Regions from separate parts of the Homo sapiens genome. Here region 1 is linked to region 2. The links are chromatin loops, found by intact Hi-C in ENCODE. Cell type or tissue: pancreas. All regions are shown on one strand. Links, peaks and the distances in the headings refer to the core of each region. The heading gives the core; the rest is flanking DNA.

Region 1 (8,323 bases), core at 33-8,032, 240 kb before region 2:
TACATTTTGTCCGCTGGTGCTGACGGCTGGACACCCTTTCCTGAAGGAGATGGGGCATAGAGTGAGTGGATGATGATGGGCTGTGACAGGGCCCACTACCAAGGATGTGGGCTACGAGGTGTGGGCTGGGAAGGAGGAGGAGGACCCTGCACCTCAGGGGGCAACCAGGAGCACATTCTGGGGAGCACACACCTGCGGTGTTATCACGGCCACTGCCCATGTCTTGGACACTGGAATAAACAGGATGTGGCGAAGCCTTCTGTGTATGGGGGAAGACTTCCTTACTCGCCACTGCTGTCACGCTCTATGGCCATCTTGACCCATCACTCAGGCAACATCAGACGCGTCTCTCTGTTCAAGGGCTCTGCCCCTAACCTTGTGCCAGAAAGAGGCTTGACAGTTTGTCCTGTCTCGAGGTTTCCTCTATATCTCTTGCTGGGGCTCCCATAGACTGTTCTGATTTTTACTGATGAAGACAGTGCCATGGTGAGCCTAGCAGTGCACACAGCTCTTCTCTTTCCCAATCATTTCCATGGGCGAACCCCTGAGTGTAGAATGACCACTCCAGTCAGATTGTGAATACAGTGAACTGTGGGCCATGGGCTCCCAGGACACTGCTCCGGCCTGGCTCCTGCACCCAGACTCATTGCTGTTGGCTTTGCCATGGTAACACTAGTTTGGTATAAAACTGCACCGTCTCCTTCTGTCTGAGTTTCCTTGACTGCTGTGGTGGTTGAGCAGTTCGCCCTACTTTGGGTTTTGGTCTTGGTTTCGTTGCTTTTAGTATTTCACCCATGAAAGATCTATTCATACCCATCACGCATCTATCTATCCAGAATTTGAATTCGTTAAAATGCAAGGGAATTTTTAATATATAATAATGTTAGCAATTGGTCTGTCATATTTGATACAAGCATCTTTCTGGCCTGTTTCCATCTTACTTTTGTTTCTTTTTCATCCACTCATAAGTTCAGACTGTTTTCTAGTCAGTCACGGCCCTGGTTCCACTAAGGAGGGGAATGTCCCTTGAGTCCCCGGCTGGCCTCCCTGGGAGAGTGCCACACCCCCACCCGAGTCCAGAGGCTCAGGAGCTGCTCTGGCTGCACGTGTTCCCCGGGACAGGTCTTGGGCACTGGGGGGTCTGTGCCTGGACACTGGCATTTTGCTTCATTCCCACTCAGGGCCCCTCCGCAGCAGGCTTGGTAGCTGGGGGTGGCCGGACACCTGGAGAAGGGCTGGGGGCACTGCACCAGTCTCCCAGGCTGGAGGGGCCACAGTAGGGAGTTCCCAGCTCAGCCCCAGGGGATGGCCACCCCTGAATCCTCACCGAAGGCATCCAGGCTGTCCCAGATCCTGCCCACACCTGAGACCTCGGCTCCCGCTTCTCTCCGCAGGCAGGCAGAGCAGGCGGCGGGATGTGTGGGTTGAACCCTGATGGCAATGGGAAGGGTCTTCGTGACACAGCTTCCCAGCACCCAGGCAGAGACAGGAGGCTGGGCTGCTAACCCGACTGGAGGCTGTGCTCACCCAGTCCCCTCCCTGTGCTTCTGGGGTCTCCAGACCACCCCACAGGGTACCCAGATCAGTGTGGGCTCAGCCCCCTGCCCACTGCACCCTCCTTCGGGGTGCCTTCCTCGTCTGTCATGATGTTCCTGATCCTGCACCCGTCCCCTCTTCCTCCAGCCTTCCCTGGCTGGCTGCTGTAGTCAGTCTCTAGGGCTCTGCACAGCACTTCCTGGTGGTGCATCCTGGAGGACTTCCCGGTAGAGGTGTCTGGCAGGCACAAGCTTGCTGTGTGCCTGGCCTGCAGAAATGCACGGTAGGCATGCATTTGTTGGATGGTTGTAACACTGACTCTGGGAGGTGGACTGAGGTTCCTTATGGGTCCTTCTAGCATCCCCTCTCCCCTTCAGAGATGAGTGTTGAAATTTGGGGTTCTCTGGGTGTGGCAGGAGGCTGGGGGGTGCTCCGCTCATGGCCACTTCATGGCGGGCTTGGGCACAGTTCGGAAGGCAGCCAGCTGTGTGTCCCCTGTCTCCGGCCTCCTTGTGTATGAGTCACCATTGGGAAGTCGCCGGCATTTGTTTTAATTTAACAGGACTTGGCTCATCCCCGGAGCTCTGCCACTGGCTCGTCCTTCCTTCCACTGTGGAGAGGAAGGGGGTGGGGTGCAGAGTGCTTGCAAGAAAGCACTTTCCCCTCATCATCTCAAAAAAAATTTCTTAGCAGAAGCAATGAGAGAAATTTACTGGCCTGTCACAAAGAGTCACTGCTCATCAGACGAGAGAAAGGAAAAGCAGAGGTCATCAATTCATGGGCAGTGTCTCAGGAAGGGATTAAATCATTTAGAGACACGTCCTTAAGAAATCATTGAAGGCTCATGCTGCTGTTTTCTTTCCTGGCCTTCCCATCGCATGCAGATGGCCCCTGTCCAGCTGTTCAGATGCTGCACCAGCACCATTCTTTTTGGAAATTTGGGCAGACCTCGTGTGTGTATGTGTATGTGCGTGTGTGTGTAATACACGCTCATGTGCCTACAAATTGTTATCTGTGTGATATGGTTACATAAACACACACAACTGTTGTCTAGCCATGATGGTTTCAGTTTTCTTGTATTTGTGTTATGTTGCGAGCTGCTACCAATTCATTCAGATAAATAAGGGCAGAAATAAATATAACCCGCCAGCTACAGGATGCTGGAAAGCTGGTTAGAGTCCTTGGGGGGTGGGGTATGGGGGGTGGGGGTGGTCTCTGTCACCGCAGTGCCATGCAGCGCCTGGCACGGTGGCGTCCTCGCTCCTGTCATGAGACAGTGGGAAGCCATAAGGCGCCTGGGGCTGGCGCATCCCTTGGGTCACTGCACAGTGGTGGGGAGCTTTAGCTGGGATGCCAGCTGGGCCTGGGTTCAGGTCCCAGCTCCCCACTAGTGACCTGTGTGGCCAGCTGTCCTCAACCTTCAGGGCTGTGTGAGCCTGAAACATGTGGTGCTGCATCTGGCATTTAGATTGATGTGTGAGGGTCCTTTTGGTCATTCGTGTGCCTGCTGCTCAGGTGCCTGACTCAGCAGGACAGCCCATAGGTCCCAGCATGACAGCAGGCATGGGGCATGAGGTGGGCATAACTAAGATGTTATGCTGGTTAATTTATGTGTCAACCTGATGGGGCCCTGGGGTGCCCAGGTCAGATATGATTCCGGGTGTCTGTGAGGACATTTCTGGATGAGATTAGTGTCGGAATCAGCTGCCTGAGTAATGCAGACCCTTCCCATGCGGTTGGGGAGCATCCACTCTGCTCACGGCCTGGAGAGAACAGAAAGGCCAAGGAAGGAGGACACCTGCCCTTTGAGCTGGGGCATGGGTCCTCTCCTGTCCCTGGACTGGGGTTCACACCATGGGCTCCCCTGGTTCTCAGGCCCTCGGACTCAGACTGAAGCCAAACAATGGCTCCCCAGGCTCCAGCATGCAGACAGCGGGTCCTGGGACTTCTTGGCCTCCACAGTTCTGTGAGACAGTTCCCATGACAAATCTGTGCCATGGACCTGGGTGTCTCCTACAGGTTCTGTTCCTCTGGAAGACCCCAACACACACATGAAGGTGGTGGACACAGCCCAGCCAGTTGTGAAAAACAAACAAGACAGACAGATAAGAGGTCTCTGTTGGAATTAAATAGAAGACTTTCCAAGCACTAATCTCCTCCTTTTGCTCATCCTAGAAACTGTGGCTGAGCACCCCCCTGCACCAGCCCTGTGTCCAAGGATCACTGATGGATCCCCTGCCCTGCCCAGCTCAGTCCAGGGGCGGTGCTTGCGTTCTTGGGGGATGAATAGAGATGCTCAGAGGCCAACTGCAGGGCCATGCCTGGGGGCTGGATGGTGCTCCCCTGTCTAGGGCACTCAGCTGCATAGGGTGCTCCTCTGCATAGGGTGCTCCCCTGCATACAGTGCTCGCCTGCATGGGGTGCTCAGCTGCATAGGATGCTTGGCTGCATACGGCTCTCAACTGCATAGGGTGCTCCCCTGCATAGGGTGCCCCCCAGCATGGGCACCTGGGTGGGTCCAGAGCCATGTGGCTGCCACCCTCTCCCTGTGGAAGGGACCCAGTGAGGAGAGCTCAGCAAGACCACATAACAGAAGGGGGTTGGAGAGGTGCCAGCCTCTGCCAGGAAGCCTCAGTGCACAGAGCAGCCATGGCTGGGCTGATAGACTCATCTTCAGTCTTATTGCCTTCTTACGGGAGACACAGAGGCAGAGATCATGCAGGGCAGGGTGAGGAGGGCCCAAGCTTTTCTCAGGGCCTAGGGCCCGGAGCATGGCCCTCCTGCCCACCCACCCCGGAGTGCCTTCCTGTCTCTTCACATGATATTAGCTTCCCTCACCATCTTCTGGTCCCCCAGCAGTGTCACCTGAGGCCTGCCTGGAGCTATGTCAGGAGTATCAACCGCACTGAGAGCTTGGTGAGCAATTCATAGCCTTGCCCAGTGGGAGTCTGAGCATCCCCTGTGGCCACCTGAGTGGATGTCAAGTGGGGCTGCCCTGCCCCCAGCCCATGCTTGACCCCGGGATCCTGAGCAGATTCCTGGGGCAGGTTCTGCCTTCCTTCCCTGGGGCTGTGTCTCTGTCACTGCTCAGGAGTGACAGTGCCTGGACATGCTCCTTGGGCTTCTGGGGTGTTGGTGGGTGGTCCAATGGCAGGGACAGAGGAGCAGTGTCCTTGGGATGGCCAGAGGCATCCTCCTATGGATAAAGTCGGTGGCCGATGGCTGGAGGGCTGACTGCGGGCCTGCTGGGGCCCTGCTCACTCACTGCAGTGGAACAGGAGCCCCCGATGCAGCCCCATCCTCAGCCCAGCCAGGGGTGGGAGGGAGAGGACAGGGCCCTTCGATGCACACCCTTTTCCCGTCCCGGAGAGAGGGGAGGCCGCTGCATCATGGCGCACCCTCCTGGGGCTTGGGTGAATGAGTGCTTACTGCTCTTTGGAGAGGCAGGTGACCCATCTGCTTTCTGCATTGGTTACGCAGCCCCACACAATGCCTGGGGACTCAGGGCAGGTCCTGAAGGTATTGGGCTTCTCTTCTGTCCTTCTCACTCCCCCAGAGAGACTGGGGGTTGAGTGTAGCCATAGCCAGCCCCCCTTTCATGATAATCAGATGGGCTCTGAGTGGAGACCACTGGGGCTGCAGGCACTTATGAGATGAGGATGCAGAGATAAAGCCCATGGTCCCTTCTCTGCAGGGGCCAGAGCCCACAGTTGTGCAGAGAAGGGATAAAGCCAGGGGAGCACACGAGCCCCCGGCCCACCTGGGAGGGCCCAGCAGGCTCCCCGAGTGAGCCCTGGGGTAGGATGGGCAGCCTGGAGGGGAAGAGGCTGAAGGGGCCACAGACCAGCCTGGGCATAGAGCAGGCTGCAGGTGACCAGCTCGTCCCTCTGCCCGGAACCTACCTGGGAAAGTGCCCATCCCAGCCCAAATGGGACGGCTACTCCCCTGGTGGGAGGCAGGGTGTGGGACTAAGGGGAGATGCTCAGATGGCGACAAGCCACCTGGAGCTTAGACTTGGACCTATGGGGTGTGGACCAAGGAAAGGTTGGGGGCTCCAGGCCTGGGCTATGCCTGGAAGGACGATGGGCAGGGGAGATGGGGTCCATCAGGGGCTTCTTTGATGCAGGCACAGAGTCGGAGCCGGGCTTCCGGGGAGTACACACCCTGAAAGGTGTGGAGGGGGCAGGATCAGGGACTCGGCGCTGGATGGTGTTGGGGTGAGGCAAGGCTTGGCCCAGGTCCCGGCTCTGCATCTGGGTAGGTGGCTGTAGGTGGGCAACTGCTCCTCATGGGAAGCTGACCATCTCTGTGCCGGGCTGGCGGACAGGAGGTGTCCAGAACAGGGCAGGGCTGAAGTGCAGGGGGCCCAGGCTGGAGACTCCCCGATTGGAGGGCCCCCAGTGAGGGGTCATCGAAAGCAAAGAGTGCCCCTCAGTGCTCAGGGCTAAAAGGGCCAGGTCCAGGACTGCTGGAGGAGGGCCCAAGAAGTGGGTCAGGGCTCAGACGCCAAGAAGGGAGGGGGGCACAGGGCAGGGCACCATCAGGGCCAGGAAGGGACAAGGGGGGCCAGGGTCCTTCAGATTTGCCAGTCAGCGTTCCATGAGGAGACAAGCGTGAGCCAGCAAGACGGTGGGCATGGCCGGTGGTTCTCCAAGGCTTCCTCAGGGCACGCGGTGGGCTGTGTGGGGTGTCACGTGAGAAACGGCACTGAGATTAGTAGGCGTGACAAAGCTGAATTCCTCACAACCGCTCCCCTCAGGGCCCACCACGGGCTCCTGCAAGGGCGGGGAATGCAGGTGCTGGGCCCCGCGGGAGGAGCAGCCACAGCGGGGGACAGGGAGGCCAGAGCCGAGTGGAGAGGAGTGCGGGACTGAGGAGGCTTTTATCCCCCGACCTTTTCTGAAGAGAGAAGAGATAGAAGCAGAGTCATGAGTGCTAGAGACGGGCAGGGAAGGAAATGGATTAAAGGAGCTGGAGGAGAGGGTCCCGGAGTGTACGGAGGAGTGAGACCCTGGCCCCACCGCCTCCCTGGGTGTGCGAGTGGGAGTGTCCAGGCATGCATGTGCGTGTGGGTGTGCGAGGGTGAGTGTGCGAGTCTGGGTACACGCGTGTGTGGTAGGGAGTACAGGTGGGGGCTGGCGCAGTGAGAGGTGGGGGCTGGACGAGGCAAGGGTGAGGGCCCCTTGGTCAGGGCCGCCCACTGCCCGCAGAAGCCCAGGGCAGTGAAGGCGCCCAGGAGCAGGTGGTTGGGTTGACTCAGGTTGGAGACCCCGCTGGGGGTCAGCAGAAGAATGAGGGGTGGTGAGGGGCGCTCCAGGCAGGGTGGTGAGGTAGAGAGAAGAGAGGCCTTTGCATTTTGCGTATTCTGTTGGTGGAGGAAATGGTGAGCCATCAAGGGCTGCTGGCAGCCTCCCCCTAAACCAGCCCAGGAAATGCTGGAAGAGAGAGACTCAGAGCAAATATAGACCCACAGGGATGCCTGGAGCACAGACAGGGTCAGGTTCAGGTTGCTGGGGAGGCCATGGCACAGGTGGAGGACAGCTGGAAGCCTCCACGTGGTGCTGGCCCCCTCCTGCTCCCTGGGCTGAGCCAGCCCAAGGGGCACGCAACCTCTGAGCTGGCAGTGGCCGCTCTGCCCCTGGCTACAGCAGGTATCAGAGCAGGCAGTTCAGACCCAACACAAAACCCAAACATGCCTGCAGGAGCAGCTCCCAGTTGCGCCCAGCTCCTAAAGAACACACCTGTGCCATAGAAGACAGACAGAGCAGGACTTAGAACAAGTGACCAAAGTCCTCAGAGGACTTCGTCGTAAGGGAGCATGCAATGAACATGAGCTCAAAAGAAGCGGCTGTCATGACAAACCAGTTGGGGATGTTGGGTGTAAAAAACATAATTTATAGATAGAATAGAATTCATTAATATAATGTATGAAACTGTAATATAATTCTAAATAAATATAATTGTTGAAAGGGGCTAGAAGATTTTACCAAGGGACTCCCCAGAAAGCATCAGGAGGGTATAAGGAGGTGGGAGGCAGGTTGAGAGGTGAGGAAGGTGGAACAAGACGGCCCCTGCCCGTCTCCAAGGAGTCCTGGGAAGAAAGGAAGAATACCGGGTAGGAGAATATATTTGAAGAAGGGTTGGCAGAGAATTTCCAAGAACTAAATACAGACACAAGACTTTAGATGGAAGTGTTCACAGAGTGGCAAGCACACACACCAGAAAAATTAGAATCACAGAGGGAAAAACAGTTACAGAGATACAAGAGTGAGTCTGACCTCAGAGTTCTCAAGGCCCGACAGAAGGCAGGAGACCAAGTCACCAGGTCAGTGGGGAGCATGGACAGGAGGTGTGAAGTGGGCATAGCTAAATAACGAGAAGGATCGAATTGGAATTTCAGCCCAATATACCATTAGTGTACACCACTAACACCCACATAAATGATGCTTTGTATTTTTCTTATCTACAAATACATGGAAATACAGCTGACCCTTAAACAATGTGGGGGCTAGGGGCACTGAACCCCCTCACAGTTGAAAATTTGCATATAACTTTTGACCTCCTCAAAACGTAACTATTAATAGTCTACTGTTCACTGAAACCTTACTAATAACACATACAGTCAATGAACACATGTTTTGTAGGTTATATGTATTATATTCTGTATTCTTTTTTATTTTATTTTTTGTTGTTTACCCACACTACACAGATGTATCACATGCTATATTCTTCAATGAAGTAGGCTAGAGAAAAGAAAGTGGTATTGAGAAAATAATAAGCCAGAGAA
Region 2 (8,323 bases), core at 139-8,138:
TGGGGGTCTGGGAAGGCATCCGGAGCAGTCCCAAGTGGGCCCAATGTGTGGATAGAACTTTGGTGGGAGGGCAGGGTGGTAGTGCCAGCAGGCAGGGTGAGCGGGTGCGTGAGGGCCAGTGGCAGCCCTTGAGGAGCAGTGCTTCCACACTCTGAGGCGGAACATGGTGGCGCCTTTCTTTGCAGGGGTGGCTATGTAGAGAAGTTGTCCTGGACACTTCCACTGTAGTCAGAGGTCCTGGGCTGGGCCTGGTGCTCATTTAGTCCTGGGGCAGGGGTCAGGGGAGACAGTAGACCAGGAACCAGAGAGGGTCGAAGTACTGAGTCCAAGCCATGCTGTGACCACACCTGTCATGTAGCAGCTTTCAGGGGCCTGGCTGTGGGGTCCTGCCCAGGGCAGAGACAGGCAGCGTTGCCGCTGGCTCAGATGACAGCCGGTTCTCTGCACATTGGAACTTGTCCATGGGGCCTCCTTTAAGGGTCTTGCCTTCTTCCTCCCCTGTCATCCTCACACTTTTCCCCCCTCTTCTCCCCCTTCCCTCATTTCCAACATAGGAGGATCCAAAGTGGGAATTCCCTCGGAAGAACTTGGTTCTTGGAAAAACTCTAGGAGAAGGCGAATTTGGAAAAGTGGTCAAGGCAACGGCCTTCCATCTGAAAGGCAGAGCAGGGTACACCACGGTGGCCGTGAAGATGCTGAAAGGTACCTGCCAGGCACAGGCACAGTGCCCCTGGGGGAGTCTCCGGGGCGGGGGGCGGGTGAGGCCCCTCCTGCCCAGCATGGGACCCTGAAGAGCCCCCAATGCTGTTCTAGAGCGGCTGCAGTTGGGGGACCCCTACCATGGGCCACTTGGGCCTAGAGAAGCAGAGCGAGGACTTTGCTCTCCCTGGAAGGCTCTAGAGGTGTTGCTGTGCCAGTGCCACTGAAGATCTAAGCTTTAAACATTTAAAAAGCCCTTTGATTTTGAGCTGACAGCTGTCTTCACTCCAGTCTGCCCCATTCATTCCTCTCAGCCCAGTGTCTCCTGGGGTCTTGGTGAAGAGACCACCAGTAAGGACTGGCCCTCAATCTCAAGAGACCCCCATGGGCCTGTCTGGCCTGCATGCCCAGTCATGCCACAAGTTTGGCTCTCGATGGGCACATGCACCTACCCACACAGGCATGCGACTGCACTGAGTAGCCCCCTCTTCTGTGGCCAGGCCCCAGCCCTGTGAACAGCCAGGCTGAATGGCGGTGAGGGAGAGTGGTTGGTGTACATAACAATTATCTGCAGTAGTCGGGGGCTGCACAGCACAGGGTGCTTCCAGATGCCTACCCAGCCCCAGACTGGGTTCACCTCCAAGCCAGTAAAACCCCGGACTCTCCAGGGGCACAGGGAGACCCTTGGATTTCCATTGCAGCCATGCACAGCCCCAGGCTGCCCACACCTGGTCCAAGGGGTCCTGGGGCCCCAACTCCCAACTGTCCTCTCCCTTCCAGACAACCTTTCAGGACAGAGGAGGTGGCACGGCACAGCTGGGCAGTGGGACAGCTGACCTGGGAGGGATGGCTTAGCCATGTGTTCTGACTCTTGGAATACCTTCAGGCCCAGGCACCTGCTGGGCATTCCAGCACAGCTCTGGCCACCATCGGGACGCATGTGCTGGGCAGGTGATCCCTGTGGTGCCTCGTCCTGTTTCCATCATGCCTCTACAGTTAGACTCTCTGGGGAATCATGCTATTCATTAAGAATAAGCCAGAATGTCAGGTGTGCAGTGCACTGGTAACACTGCTTTATCTCAGGTGCTAATGTGGGTCTTCTTGGTAACTAACGGAGTGTGAGCTGCTGACGTGTGTGTGACGGATACATCAGCAGCACAGGAGATGCCTGGGCTCCAGGCTGGCCATCTCAGACAGGAGCGGGAAATGGGGAGCCTGGTCGCGGTGTGTGGACCTCCTTTATGGCTCTCCACCTTCTCCAGGGCCTCTCCCGACAAGTGGGTGTGTGGGTACCCCTCACCTTTCCAGAATGATTAATGCGGGGAATTTCTGTGGACGACTGTCTTCTAAAGACAATGACTACAGGAACATAATGCCACATACACAGGTGGCCCAGCCCTGGGACACTCTGGGGAAAGATCCGGCATGTGTGGTTGCTGGCTCCTCAGGGTGCTTCTTCCTCAGGGTGGATGAGGCCCCTGTCCACTGATCCCAAAGGCTGGGAGAAGCCTCAAGCAGCATCGTCTTTGCAGGCCTCTCTGTCTGAACTTGGGCAAGGCGATGCAGGTCCATCCTGACCTGGTATGGTCATGGAAGGGGCTTCCAGGAGCGATCGTTTGCAACCTGCTCTGTGCTGCATTTCAGAGAACGCCTCCCCGAGTGAGCTGCGAGACCTGCTGTCAGAGTTCAACGTCCTGAAGCAGGTCAACCACCCACATGTCATCAAATTGTATGGGGCCTGCAGCCAGGATGGTAAGGCCAGCTGCAGGGTGAGGTGGGCAGCCACTGCACCCAGGCTGGGGGCTCCATACAGCCCTGTTCTCCCTCTTTCTCCCTTTCCCTACTGCTCCTGCCCTGTTTCCTGTTCTCCCTCTTTCTGGAAGCCTGGCTCAGGCCCCAGCCTGGAGCTTGTGTCTAGCTGAGTCCACGGGCTGAGTGGTCACTTTCCATCAGAGGGGCCCCGCGCTAGCGGCACTCCCTGGGCCCACAGGGCTACTCAGAGGTCTCTGGTGTGACACTGCCATGTGTCCTCACCCAGTTCGGGGCTGGGCCCGTGGGGCAGGGAGCTCTAGGAATGGACAGTGCATCCTGGGTACTAGGGTACCCTGGGTACCACAGGGCACCAGGTGTGCTGTGACCTCAGGTGACCCCAGCCCCGCCCTGCATGGCAGGAACATTGTCACCATTTCTCAGATAAAGACCCAGGAGACCAGCCTGGTTTGTTGGTTTTCCAAACCACCATGCTGCTCAGGGGCTTCCCAGCATGCGTGTGTGGGTGTGTGCGAGAGGGATAGGGAACCCAAACACCGGGAGTGCGCAGCAGGCACTGTGGTCGGCACCAGTAGAGTTGGAGGCTGGGCCTGGGACAGGACAGGTGGGAACAGGGAGCAGGCTGTGTGCAGAGCCCAGCGCCAGGCAGGAACCCTTGCATCTGCGCAGGCCTCTGCCTCCATCAGCATCCCCAGCCTGCACTGGGGCAGGACCCAGGAGGCAAAAAGGCTTGGCGTCCTAGCATCAGGGAGGGGTGCCTCCCAGGGCAGTGTCGCCTGCCTCAGGCACCTCGAGAAGGAGGCACCCACACGAGCAGCAGGAGGCAGAGAGCAAGTGGTTCAAGAGAAAGCTGAGGCTTCAAGGTCTGCGCTCTCCACAGAGCTGCAGCAGTGCTGCCTGAGGCAGGGCTGTGTCCACCCCCTTACTCATTGGGTGGCCGGGCCTGGGGACCCTGCGGCCTCCCACCCCTGGCTCCTGGAAGACCCAAGCTGCCTGACCCGCACGCCCAGGGCCCCCTCTCTCCGCCCCCAGGCCCGCTCCTCCTCATCGTGGAGTACGCCAAATACGGCTCCCTGCGGGGCTTCCTCCGCGAGAGCCGCAAAGTGGGGCCTGGCTACCTGGGCAGTGGAGGCAGCCGCAACTCCAGCTCCCTGGACCACCCGGATGAGCGGGCCCTCACCATGGGCGACCTCATCTCATTTGCCTGGCAGATCTCACAGGGGATGCAGTATCTGGCCGAGATGAAGGTGCGTGCATATGGCTCTGCACCCAGCCAGCCCCGGCCAGGCCACACCCTGACCCACCACGCCCCTGCCACCCACACCCTGGCCTGCCACTCCCCCACCATGCCACACTCTAGCCCACCATGCCCCTGCCATGGCATGCCATGCTATGGCTCACCACGCCCCTGCCATGTCACACCCTGACTCCACCACGCCCCTGCCATGCCACACCCCCGGCCCAGGTCTCACCAGGCCGCTACCCGGGCCACACACCACCCCTCTGCTGGTCACACCAGGCTGAGCCAGTGACCGCTGCTGCCTGGCCATGGCCTGACGACTCGTGCTATTTTTCCTCACAGCTCGTTCATCGGGACTTGGCAGCCAGAAACATCCTGGTAGCTGAGGGGCGGAAGATGAAGATTTCGGATTTCGGCTTGTCCCGAGATGTTTATGAAGAGGATTCCTACGTGAAGAGGAGCCAGGTGCCCAGTCCCGGGGATGAGGCGGGGCTCCCAGGGATCCCAGGTGCACCATGGGGCAGGCAGTGCCCTTGGGAAGCCTAGGAAAGATACCGAAGATTAGTGGAGCTCTAAGCTTTTTATAGCCCTCACCCCAAATCTTTCTGACCCTGGGTCCCCAAGGACCCAATTAGAACTCCGCTCAGCCTCTGCCATGTCCTTCTCCTCCAGGGCCTCCAGGGCACCCCTCCCTGGCAGCATACTGACCCGAGGCCCTTGCCGCACTTTTCAGAGGCCACCTCATGCTGCGGAACTAACAGTCCTCTTCTGCAGAATAAAGGTCACCGTTCTGATATGACCTTAGCTCTTTTCTCAAAGAAGGGTGGGATGAAATTAGCAGGATCGTCATTCTTTGCAAAAAGGAATGAACTGCTTTACAAGTGAGGCTTCTCCCGCACAGGGGCCTTGGACACTGGGCTGGGTGAGTTTAGAGGCATAGGAACCCCCTGGACAGGATCCAGAAACGCAGCCCAGCTTTGTCCAAGTCTATGAAACAGGCAGTGGGCACCCTTGGGGACACCTGGTTCCCTACCATGGTCCTAGTCCCGGGACAACTGCCTTGGCCCTCTTAGTTTTTCTGCCCATGTCAGCCCCTCTCCTGCAGCCTCCCAGTGGCAGCCCAGGCAGGGCAAGTTCAAGGGGCTGCTCAAAGGCCATGCCGCCCAGACGTTCAGAGCAGACCCTGCTCAAAAAAGAAGAAGAAGAAAAAAAAAAACCACAAAAGGCGACTTCCTATGATTCAGCTTTGCTCTGAGGGGTCTGGAGAAGCCATTTGTGTTGCCAGGGGTTGTGAGCTGTTCCGTTTCTTCTGGGGTTTCCCTTGTGACAGCAGATCTCAGAACTGCTGTGGGGGGAAGTGGTAGGGGCTGGCCCCTGCCCTGTGGAGGGTGTGGACAGAGCCTTCCTGTTGATGCACTGGTCCTCCAGGGAGAGAAGCTGAAGGCATTCTTATACAAGACGTGCAGGCTACACTGTCACACACTGCTGCCAAGACAGCCACACTGCACTAAGGACATAAATCCCTCATGTGTTTAAGTAAAAGAAGTGACAGTAAGATTGTGTTCCAACCCAAGGCACACATTTTAAAAATGGACTTGCACCTTCAGGCTTGTCTGTGGAGAAGCTGTTTCTCAAGTCACCCTGGAAAGGATTTGTTAGGTCAGACCCCAGCACTGATGAGGGATGTAGGGGGCTGGGGGCACTCATTCAGAGATGCTAAAAGCACCCTGCAATACAATAAGAGAGAAAAAACAGCCTCCCCCAAGGCACACAGACAAATCCCTTCCCTCAAGGCTCCTTCAGTGTGGTAGCTGCTGGCAAAGTGCCCAACATGGAAATGCTAGATGTTGGTTTCCCAAACACATTGGCCCTCAGAACCCCAGGGGAGATCTTGCAGGGGGAGTTCCAGGCCCATGCATAGGGAAGCACTGCTCTGCACTACCAGCAGGCCTGTGGCATGTGACAAGCTGGCCCTGTGTGCCTGTGGGTGGGCAGCTGACTCCCGCCAGCATCTCAGCAATCCACAGGAGGTTCAGGCTGGAGCTCCAGCCCCTTCAAAGATGTGTGTGGCCAGTTCTGTGCCCAGGAGTGTCTACAGCACTCCTCTGGTTACTGAAAGCTCAGGGATAGGGCCTGGCCTTCTCCTTTACCCCTCCTTCCTAGAGAGTTAGAGTAACTTCAATGTCTTTATTCCATCTTCTCTTTAGGGTCGGATTCCAGTTAAATGGATGGCAATTGAATCCCTTTTTGATCATATCTACACCACGCAAAGTGATGTGTAAGTGTGGGTGTTGCTCTCTTGGGGTGGAGGTTACAGAAACACCCTTATACATGTAGTGGGGCCACGACGCCCGTCTGTGCAGCTTGGCCAGGGAATTGCACTGGCCCTGAGCACCTGTCTGCAGTGCTAGCCCTCTGCAATGACCCCCTCACTGAGGGGCCTTCATGATGTGTTCGTGAGGCAAATGGCTGGGCCAGGCCGGGCTGCAGTTCTGAAAGCTCCGGTAGAGCATGAGAGCCGAGCAGGTGGCCAGTAACCCAGCCTCCCCCACCCTTGCTAGTCCCATGCCTCCCTCTGGGTCCCTTGGTGACTCAGGCCCAGCCCAGCAGTTACCCTCCTGTGGTCCTGAGTAGGGCTTTGGGCTCAGGCAGAGCACCCAGTGACTTGCCCCCACCCACAAGTGGAGCTTGGGGACTCCACCTGAAGATGGCCTTGTGTGAGTTTATAGATTGGTGTGCCCCAAACTGCTCAAAGGTGGAAGCCAAAATCTCATTCTTCCAGGTCCAATGACAAGAGCTGATCACTTTTAAAACACAGGATTCTTGCCTCTAAAGTGTTCTACAGTCAGCAGAGGTGTGATGTGCCTCTCTTTTTTTGTGGGGGGAGGGGATAGGGTCTCACTCTGTCACCCAGGTTGGAGTGCAGTGGCGCAATCCTGGCTCACTGCAACCTCCACCTCCTGGGTTCAAGCGATTCCTGTGCCTCAGCCTCCTGAGTAGCTGGGATTACAGGCACGTGCTACTTCGCCTGGCTCATTTTTTTGTATTTTTTGGTAGGGACAGGGTTTCACCATGTTGGTCACACTGGTCTTGAATCCTGACCTCAAATGATCCACCCACCTCAGCCTCCCAAAGTGCTGGGATTACAGGCGAGAGCCACCACGCCTGGCCAACATGTGCATCTTAAATACTGTGGGCTGTGAATAAGCAATTGGACAACAGCTTTCCGATTATATAAGCTGACTGTAGGCTAGTTGGAAAAGGCAGAGAAAAGCATAAAGAAGAGACTGAATGTCATTGGACCACACCGCCCAGTGACCTCTGGCTGCCCTCTGGTGTGCTCCGTGGTGTGCACATGTATGCTTTTTATTGCCCTAAATGGGCTCATGCGATGCTGTTTTGTGATATGATTTTGTTCCCATTGCAAAGCGAGTTTTCCTTCACAGTTAAAATGTTTTTCTATAGCTTTTTTTCCTTCTAAGATTTTATGAAATTTTCCAAGCACATAGAAATGGCAAAAGAACTATACAAGGCACTCTGAGTCTGGTGGCCTGCATTCTCACCGCTTTAAGTGTGAGAATCTTAAGAATTATTAAGATTAATTCATGATATTAATTAATGTATCATTAATTCATTAATCATGAATTCATCTTAAGCCTCATGTGTCCCTTGTGCGTGTGGCTGCTCTGATGGGAGTGGCTTGGGCAAGGACTTCAGCTTCATGGAGTAGGGGCCAGGCAGGCAGGCAGCCCTTCCCCACCTTCATGCTACATCCATCTGAGCAGCCAGACCCAGGCTGACATCTGTGAGCATCTGTGCTTGAAGCCGACAGGGTCAGCAGGTGCTTGGTGGTGGGGGTGGATATCTGGGCCCCCCGGAGGGCTCTGTGAGGGCCAGGTGGAGCCACTCACTGGTCCTTTCACTCTCTGCAGATGGTCTTTTGGTGTCCTGCTGTGGGAGATCGTGACCCTAGGGGGAAACCCCTATCCTGGGATTCCTCCTGAGCGGCTCTTCAACCTTCTGAAGACCGGCCACCGGATGGAGAGGCCAGACAACTGCAGCGAGGAGATGTGAGCGGGGACTGGCTTTGGCCCAGCCTCACTTGGGAAGGGAGGGGACATCTGTGTGCATTCCCTCCCCATCCAGAGCAGCCCCAGGAGAAACCAGGAGAAGTGGGGGGTGGGGAGTGGGCAGGGCAGAGGTTAGAGAGCCATCCTTGGGTGTGGCAGTAGATGCTGGGGGTCCTACCCCACTGAGGGCTGGTGGGCTTCCTAGGGGGTCTTATAAAAATGAGTGAGAGCAGAGACTGGTGCAATGCAAGCTCAAGGGCTGAGAGCTGTCCCAGCAGGACACTTAGGGAGGAGAAGGTAATTCCAGATGGCCCAGGGGGCACGTGTTAAGGGGTGCCTGAGTGGAGGTGCAGAGCCAGGCAGGGGCAGCCTGGGCTGCAACCTGAGAGGTTGAAACCTTTACACTCTCAGGGGAGATGGTCTTAGAAACCAGGCTGAGAACAGATGAGAAAGGGCTGCCCAGAGGCAGAGATGCATGGTACATGCATTCCACAGAGTGTGCACACTGCTGGGGCGTGGAGGGGGCATGCTGGGCCGAGAAGCC

What was found. Hi-C counts contacts between places; a loop is a spot of excess contacts. Peaks named below come from ENCODE experiments on the same cell type or tissue, not always from the same donor. Only the 100,000 strongest peaks of a DNase experiment are listed, where the experiment ranks them.
Region 1: it touches region 2 in a loop (2.6-fold over the local background); 99 of 110 quality-filtered maps call a loop at or near these places.

Annotation. Positions count from the first base shown.
Region 1 is chr10:42,873,807-42,882,129 of GRCh38, forward strand. LINC02623 (long intergenic non-protein coding RNA 2623) reads left to right here. Exons shown (of 2, transcript NR_134479.1): 2 at 1-254. Among named protein-coding and RNA genes, the nearest start is that of LINC02623, 6.4 kb to the left of the region's middle. RefSeq lists enhancers at 728-1,456, 4,665-5,165. In pancreas, for the core only: no CTCF peak of the experiment used is centred there; DNase peaks (open chromatin) are centred at 1,317 and 4,845.
Region 2 is chr10:43,116,030-43,124,352 of GRCh38, forward strand. RET (ret proto-oncogene) reads left to right here. Exons shown (of 20, transcript NM_020975.6): 12 at 555-702; 13 at 2,344-2,451; 14 at 3,502-3,716; 15 at 4,052-4,174; 16 at 5,917-5,987; 17 at 7,642-7,779. Among named protein-coding and RNA genes, the nearest start is that of CSGALNACT2-DT, 18 kb to the right of the region's middle. RefSeq lists enhancers at 4,667-4,926, 4,937-4,996, 5,107-5,226, 5,977-6,026. In pancreas, for the core only: no CTCF peak of the experiment used is centred there; DNase peaks (open chromatin) are centred at 3,092, 3,522 and 3,702.